Linked DNA regions of Homo sapiens: region 2 is linked to region 1. The links are chromatin loops, found by intact Hi-C in ENCODE. Cell type or tissue: heart right ventricle. All regions are shown on one strand. Each heading gives the region's core, and the rest is flanking DNA. Links, peaks and the distances in the headings are about the cores only. Region 1 has its middle 97 kb from the start of RGS6. Region 2 has its middle 150 kb from the start of RGS6.

The links. A loop is a pair of places that touch in the nucleus more often than their neighbours do. Peaks named below come from ENCODE experiments on the same cell type or tissue, not always from the same donor. Only the 100,000 strongest peaks of a DNase experiment are listed, where the experiment ranks them.
Region 2: it touches region 1 in a loop (2.0-fold over the local background); 1 of 110 quality-filtered maps calls a loop at or near these places.

The regions. Positions count from the first base shown.
Region 1 is chr14:71,832,920-71,837,317 of GRCh38, reverse strand. No RefSeq gene overlaps it. Among named protein-coding and RNA genes, the nearest start is that of RGS6, 97 kb to the left of the region's middle. In heart right ventricle, for the core only: no CTCF peak of the experiment used is centred there; no DNase peak of the experiment used is centred there.
Region 2 is chr14:71,777,845-71,782,242 of GRCh38, reverse strand. No RefSeq gene overlaps it. Among named protein-coding and RNA genes, the nearest start is that of RGS6, 150 kb to the left of the region's middle. In heart right ventricle, for the core only: no CTCF peak of the experiment used is centred there; a DNase peak (open chromatin) is centred at 1,906; H3K27ac peaks cover 2,482 bases.

The DNA.
Region 1 (4,398 bases), core at 242-4,241:
GGCAATCTGCTGGAATCTATTAAAAATCTACTAATATTAGTAAATACATTTAGCAAGATTTCAGTCTATAAGATCGATATTTAAACATTACTATGAGGCCAGGCACAGTGGCTCAAGCCTGTAATCCCAGCACTTTGGGAGACTGAGGTGGGCAGATTGCTTGAGCTCAGGAGTTCAAGACCAGCCTGGGCAACATGGTGAAACCTTGTCTCTGTCAAAAGTATAAAAATTAGCCAGGCATGGTGGCAGGTGCCTGTGGTCCCAGATACTCGGGAGATTGAGGTGGGAGGATCCCTGAAGTGCCTGTACACTCCAGCCACGATTGCACCTTTGCACTCCAGCCTGGGTGACCCAGTAAGACTGTCTCGAAAAATAAAAATTAAATTATTTCTATTTACTAACAATAAACCAAAAATTTTACATTTTAAAAAAAGATCATTTATAGTAGTGCCAAACATATGGAATATCTAGGAATAAATCTGAAAAACTTGTTTATGAGTTGAAAGACTAAAAATTTTTAAGATGTCAGGTCTCACCAAATTGTTCTATAGATTCAATGCAATTCCTATCCAAATTCCAGCAGGGTTTTTTTTTTTTCTTGTAGAAATTCACAAGCTGATTTTAAACTTCATATGGAAATGCAAAGGACCTAGAATAGCCAAAACAACTTGAAAAAGACACAGTTGGAAGGCTTACACTATCTAATTCCAAGACTTATTATAAAGCTACAGTAATCAAGACAATATGGTATTGGCATAAAGATAAACAAATAGACTAATGGCACAAAATAGAGGGTCCAGATATAGGCCAACACATATGTGGACAACTATGTTCGGATAGTTGCAAAGACAATTCAGTGGAAAAAACATAGTCTTTTCAAAAAATGGTGCTGGAACAATTGGATCTCCATAAGCAAAAAATATTAAACTTAGATCCAATCCTCACACCATATGCAAAAATTAACTCAAAATGGACCAGACACCTGCACACAAAACTTAAAACTGTAAAATTTTTAGAGGTAAACATAGCAGAAAATCTTCAAAAATTTGAGTTAGACAAAGATTTCTTAACCATTATATTAAAATCATAGTCAATAAAAAGAAAACATCGATAAATTGTACTTCAAAGTTTAAAACTTCTGCTCTTTGAAAGACACTGTTAAGAGAATAAAAAGATGACTGAAAGACTGAGGAAAAAATATTTGCAAAGCATATATTTGATAAAGGATATATCAAGAAAAATTAAGAACTCTCACAACTCAAAAATAAGAAAACAATCCAATTATCCAATTTTTTTAAATGGGCAAAGGATTTGAATAGGCATTTTACCAAAGAAGGTATACAAAGGCAAAGAAGCACACGAAAAAGATGCTCAACATCATCAGTAATTAGGGAAATGCAAGTTAAAACAACAAGGAGGTACCACTATATACTTATTAGAATGGCTAAAGTTTAAAAGTGTGGCCTTACCAAGCATTGGCAAAGATGTAGAGAAACTGGAACTCTCATACACTCCTGGGAATGTAAAATGGTACAATCACTTCTAAAAATGATTTCTCAGAAAGTTAAAATACACCTACCATATGACCCAACCATTCTAGTTGTTGGTTTTTACCCAAGAGAACTAAAAGCATATGTCCACACAGAGATTTATACATGAATGTGCATAGCAGCTTTATTTGTAGTAGCCAAAAACTGGAAACAATCCAAATGTCCGTTAACAGATGAATGAATAAACAAATGATGCCATATTCATACCATGGAATACTACTCAACAATAAAAAAGTAATGAACTATAAATTCATGTTAATATAATAATACAAAACAATATTGCCAAGTGAAAAAATATATATAGTGTGATTTTGTTCATATAAAATTTAAGAAAATGCAAATTAATCTATAGTGACAGAAACCAAATTAGTAGTTGCCGAGGGGGAGAGGATGGGAAGGGGCAGAAGAAAGGACTGACACAGAGGCCAAAGGAACTTTTGCATGTGACAGATATGTTCATTATCTTAATGGCGGTGATCATCTCACAGGTATCTAACTTATTTACTTGTATACTTTAAATATCTACTGTTTGCTATATGCACATTCTATTTCAATAAAGCTGTCTTTTTTTAAAAAAAAATCCCTTACTTCAAATTAATAGGATAGGTTAAGGTAGGACAGAGGTGCAGGTCATCAAGCATAGCTACATGGAAAGAAAAGACAAACCTGTCCCTGGAAGTATTGTAAACAGGATGCAATTTCTTTATTAAGCTTTCCTTCCTGCCTACAGGAGACCCCTCTTCCTCCCTCCCTGGCATTCCATGGTGTTTCCTGCTTACCTGGGGTTTGGCATCCTATTCCCAACATGAATCATCCTGGCAGTGACTTCTTCTCTTTTTCTCTCTTTTCTTCTTCACGGAACCCATTCTTAACTGATCTGTCAGTTTGAGAGATATGATTTATGAATTCACAGAAAATTTTAAACCATGCACACACACACACAAATGACCACTGAAAGCAGCTCATCATGTTATCTCTTTTAGCACTGTCCCCTTCAATTCTGGTGAGATTTGCATTTTGAAAGACGCAACTGTTTTTATCCAAAATAAATGTTATAGGTGGAATTTTAGGCAGCACCAAGGAAGTACTTTGGGGCGTAGGGAATTTGCTGGCATCTACTTCATACTTTAAATCAATCTTTGTTTAAATAATAGTCCATGTGTCCTCTTCCCATTGGTTAGAGCAAATTTATTTAGCATCTGAAAAAAGGATAATTTAACAGCTTTGGCTACTTTTTTTTCCTCATAAATATACATGACTTTGCATTTTTAGTTTCCAGATGGGACTGGAATCTACAAGGTCAAAATACCAGAAGAAATGCCTCTCTAGCTTTTATAAAGCAAAAAGTTCTGGAAATCTCATCTCCTGCCGGTTGGTCCCAGGAGAATGCTAACCTAATTTTCAGACAGTGAATTAAGTCCTGGATATGAGTTCTATAAAGTATCTGAAGTGTTTCTAAGACACCCCAAATTCTCAGAGGCCATGGGCCCAGAGAGAGGGATATAGCTCAAAGATACCAATTTTACTTCTGGGACTTAAGCAACCAGTTTAATTTTTTTTTTTTTTTTTTTTTTTTTTTTTTGAGGCAGGGTCTCACTCTGATGCCCAGACTGGAAAGCAGTGGTATGAACATAGCTTACTGCAGCCTCAACCTCCCAGGTTCAAGTGATCCTCCCATCTTAGCCTCCCGAGTAGCTGGGACCACAGGTGTATGCCACCCTGCCTGGCTAATTATTGTTATTATTATTGTTGTTATTATTTTGTAGAGACAGGGCCTTGCTGTGTTGCCCAGGCTAGAGTGTAATAGCACTATCATAGCTCACTGCAGCCTCAGCCTTCTTAGGCTCAAGCAACCCTCCCACCTCAGCCTCCCAAGTAGCTGGGACTACAGGTACACACCACCAAACCCAGCTAAGTTTTGGGGGTTTTTTAGAGATGGGGTCTCTCCCTGTTGCCCAGGCTGGTCTCAAACTCCCACGCTCAAGCTGTCCTCTCGCCTTGACCTTCCAAAGTGCTGGGATTACAGACATGAGCCTTGGCACCTGGCCAACAAACAGTTTAAATATATTTATCATAGGGCTGTTATGTGCCAAGCCCTTTGTTAGGCAATGGGAACACAGCTGTGAATGACTGTCAACATCCCTGGCCTTAGTAAGTTTAGAGCTAGATGAGAAGACACACCTACAACAGCAGTCCCAAGTGTGATAAGTGTTAGAGATTGTCATGACCATGTAGGGGTGGGGCACCTAACCCAGGCGGGAGCATCAGAGAAGGCTTCCTGGAGGAGGTAATATTTGAGACTTAAAAGATGACCAAGCAAAGAGAAAGAAGAAGAGGGTTTCAAGCTTAGGGAGAAGGAGAACCCATATTATATTTGAAAATCTTAGAGATGAACAGTACAAATGAGATAGACCAAGAGAGAAGCTAATTCAAAATGAGGCTGAGGAGATGAACAGGAGCTAAATTTTGCAGGGTTTTATAAAACTGGTAAAGAATTTTGGCTTTTAACCTAGGAACCATGACAAGATTGCAAAGATTTGAGTAATAAAGCATGGTGATCACATATGCATTTCAGATTCAGAATCCAGCAGTTTACTTGAAGCCACTGTGTCATCATTTAGCTGTGGTGCTTCAGAGTGGGGCTCCTGAGCTGTATCACCTAGGCTCACACTCTGCCTCTCTTCTCTATTAGCTCTGCAAGTAAGTGAACCTCTCTGAGCCTCAGTTTCTTATCTATAAAAGACAGCAATGATGGTACCCTTCTCATAGGGCTGTCACAAGCATTAAGTCTGTTAGTACATGTAAAGTATTTGCAATTGTCCTTGTCATATAGAAAAGGCTCAAAAAG
Region 2 (4,398 bases), core at 273-4,272, 55 kb after region 1:
TCTCCTACCTCAGCCTCCCAAGTAGCTGGGACTACAGGCGCCTGCCACCATGCCCAGCTGATTTTTGTATTTTTAGTAAAGAGGGGGTTTCACCATGTTGGCCAGGCTAGTCTCGAACTCCTGACCTCAGGTGATCTGCCCGCCTCAGCCTCCCAGAGTGCTGGCATTACAGGCATGAGCCACCGCACCAGGCCCCGTTGCTTATTTTCTTTGTTCACAGCTTCCTAGTACATGTATGGTAGGTTACTCCTGGCCAGAAGCCACTTGGGCTTCCTGTTATATTTGAGTTTCTGCTTCTCTGAAGGGTGACTGCAAAGCTCTTTAAGAACCTCAAAAGTAAAATTGAACTTCCAGAGTCAAATGGAGGCACATCACATAACTTTCATTTTTTAATTTTTAATTTGTATCATTATTATTATTTTTTTGAGACAGAGTCTCGCTCTGATGCCCAGGCTGGAGTGCAATGGCATGATCTCTATCTTCACTGCAACCTCCACCTCCTGAGTTCAAGTGACTCTCCTGCCTCAGCCTCCTGAGTAGCTAGGGTTACAGGTGCCCGCCACCACACCTAGCTAACTTTTGTATTTTTGTATTTTTAGTAGAGACAGGGTTTCACCAGGTTTCACCATGTTGGCCAGGCTGGTCACAAACTCCCGACCTCAGGTGATCCGCCCCTGCCCCCAGCCTCCCAAAGTGCTGGGATTACAGGCATGAGCCACCATGCCCAGCCATAAATTTTATTTTGGGCCATCCAAGTATGCCTTCCAAACTTCATATTCATATGAAGTGTTAAGATACATCAGATATCAGGCCAGGCGCAGTAGTTCACACCTGTAATCCCAGTGCTTAGGGAGGCAGAGGCAAGAGGATCACTCCAGCCCAGAAGTTTGAGATCAGCCTGGGAAACACAGTGAGACCCTGTCTCTACAAAAATATTTTAAAATTAGCCAGGCACGGAAGCACACACCTGTAGTTCTAGCTGTTTGGGATGCTGAGGCGAGGAGATCTCTTGAGCCCAGGAGTTTGAGGCTGCAGTAAGCTATGATCATGTCACTGTACTCCAGCCTGGGTGTCAGAGCAAGACCCTTTCTCAAAAAAGGAAAAAAAATATATATATATATCAGAAATCTCATTGTTTTAAAAAGATTTTCCATGGAAGAACGATGACATCATGTTTGGTTGTATGTGACCTGTGGACGAGTTGTCTGGGGACAACAGGGTGTTGCCTCAGAAGCTTATAAGGCAATAAGGTAGAGGCTGTAGTGAGTTGTAATCACGCCACAGCACTCCAGCCTGGGTAACAGAGTGAGACCCTGTCTTGGGAAAAAAGAAAGAGAGAGAGAGAGAGAATTTTACAACTTTACTGAAACATTTGAGATTGACAGTCACTGATAATCCTGTTAGATTTATTAGATTTGTTAGCTGTGTTTAAATACTTGGGAAAACTGCTACTTTGTTTAGACATTTTAAAAGCTTTTAAAATAAAAAGGGATATATTACCTTTATAAATAATGTTTAAAAGATTTAAAAGAATTGTATTGACTGGGTTAAATAGGATTATTTGATAAATAAAAATATAAGACATATATAGAACATAAAAGTTTAGAGAAAAACTAAGCTTCTGAATTTGTAACATTAATAAATCAACTATTTATTTCAAAACCCCAATTAGTACCAAATAACCCTGAAGGATAGCAGAAATGTTGTTCTGGCTTAGAGCAGAAGCTTCCGGAAACCATCACCCTAATTTTTATCATGAGCTGTGTGACCTGGGATTAAGTCTCTCTATCGCTATGGTCCTTAAGTTTTCTCTTCATTTATAAAACAAAGGCAGTGGCCTAGCTGGTCCCTAAGGCACCTTCCAGATCTGACATTTCAGAATTCCCAGGCTGCCTGTTCCATTTGCCATCCGTTCTGACATGCTGCTGATTTGACAAGTTGCTCAGGAAGGCTGCCCCACCTTGATAAGAATCCTGTTTGGCTGTTCTCCAGGGAATCTTTTAGTTTATGGCTTTTGATAACATCCTACTTACTTGTTTATTTTTAAACCTTAAGAAAATGCTTCCTTCCCCAAACCCAGCTAGGACAATAGGACACACCATAAACAGGGAAAGCCTCATGTGCATAACTTTCTGACTCTTCTTTCCCCATCTTGTTCAAGAAAAGAGCCCTATCTTGACCTAGACTTTCTGAATCTGAAAACCAATTATTTATTTCACCTTGTTCACACGATGTCAAAATACCAATCAGGAAAGTCCATTCTATTCTCAAGTCAGTCAGATCAAAGAAGGTGAACAATTCAAACAGTTCAGGAAGACTCTAATGACCTTGCAGGTGAAGCAACCAGCGGTTTGTATTTGTGGCTGGTTATTAGCTGAGGCAGCCCTTCCAGCCGGTAGTATTGACCATGGGCAAAATTATGATGTCAGAGAGGTTATTCCCACATGCTGATGGCATCTCCCACTTCTTAGGGGGTTTCTCTGAAATCTTTCCTTGGCAGTTTTCTTCCCCTCCATCAGTCCCTTCAGTTGTATTCCAATCTCATTGATTTTGCCCTGGGGCAGTTCTCACAGCCACCATGTTTTAACTGTGTGACCGACTGAATAGACCATGTACTGCCTAACACCATGAACCGCAAGGTCCCTCCCCCGCAGGGATGTGCAATGACCCTTTGGGTAACCTTGGACAAGTTTGACTTCTCTGAGCTCCAGTTTCTTCTAAAAAGGGGTAGTAATATCTCTTTCACATGATAGCTTTGAGGATAGCTTTGATCTCATTAGATAGAGTATATAAAGTACTTAGCATGGAAGCTAGCACAAAGTAAGCACTCAATAAATGGCGTCTCAATAATTATTAATAAGTTATAAATTTGAAAGATCTTCAACACATATGTGGAATTTCCATCAGAAAAAAGTCGCTTACCATCCAGTAAGGCTGCTCCTACGGCAGCACTGTGGGAAGGAGCTGTGTCATCACTACCTAGTTAGATACTGAGGTTGACAGATAGGGAACCATGGTGCCTCTTGGGAGAGCAGAGGTGGGGTCACTTCATCTTGAATAACCACAGTTTTCTTAACCATAAAACAAAGATCATTATAATATTGACTTTGTAGAGTTGGCCTGAATATTAAATAATTACGTAAAATGTTTCACACAGACCCTGGCACATTGGAAGAGCTTGATAAATGTTAGCAATGATTACAAAGTAAGCTCCAGCCGAGCACAGTGGCTCATGCCTGTAATCCCAGTACTTTGGGAGGCTGAGGCAGGCAGATAGCTTGATCTCACGAGTTCGAGACCAGCCTGGGCAACATGGTGAAACCCCATTTCTATACAAAAGAAAACATAAAAATTAGCTGGGTGTGGTGGTGTGTGCCTGTAGTCCCAGCTACTCAGGAGGCTGAGGTGGGAGGATCACTTGAGCCCAGGAGGCAGAGGTTGCAGTGAGCCAAGATCACGCCACTGCACTCCAGACTGGGTGATAGAGCCAGACCTTGTCTAAAAAAAAACAACAAAAAAAAGAAGTTCCTTGAGTTCTGGCTTGTTTTCTAATACATCCAACGTTAAAAATAGTTCCATGTGGCTGCTCAATAAACATTTCTTGAATATATTATAATATTGTCATTGTTACCTTTGGGAAATTAAACAAGAAAAATCAATCCTTAATGGAGAAGATTGTGTTTCTGTGTGGACACAATGCAGGGTTTTTAGGAGGATCCTTAGGAAAAACCAAAGGATTTGTAAAACTTAATTCGGGAGTGAGAATGCAGTCCCAGAAGATGTATAGAAAGGTGGAGGCTTGGCCGGGCGCGGTGGCTCACGCCTGTAATCCCAGCACTTTAGGAGGCAGAGGCAGGCGGATCATGAGGTCAGGAGATCGAGACCATCCTGGCTAACACAGTGAAACCCCGCCTCTACTAAAAATACAAAAAATTAGCCGGGCATGGTGGCGGGTGCCTGTAGTCCCAGCTACTTGGGAGGCTGAGGCAGGAGAATGGCGTGAACCCGGGAGGTGGAGCTTGCAGTGAGCCGAGATTGTGCCACTGCACTCCAACCTGGGTGACAGAGCGAGACTCCGTCTCAAAAAAAAAAAAGAAAGGTGGAGGCTTAGTTAGCAAACTCCACAATGTAAACAAAGAACCTGTGCTAGCAGAGGGATTGGTGGTTTTAATGAAAGCTAGGAGGTTGGAGACAAATGCGACTGCTGAAGAGGCGGCTTCTGCCCTTCCTGTCTGATGTGTCTTCAGTATTGGAAGCAGATGCATCAGGCTGTGGGTTTGATGACAGTAACCACTGAAGTCAACCAACTACCCCACCTTGTCCTGAAATTGGCTCCCAAAGCAGCCTTTTGTTTGTAATTCATGGTTGCAAATGAGAAATGTTCTGGCAGGTTTGTCT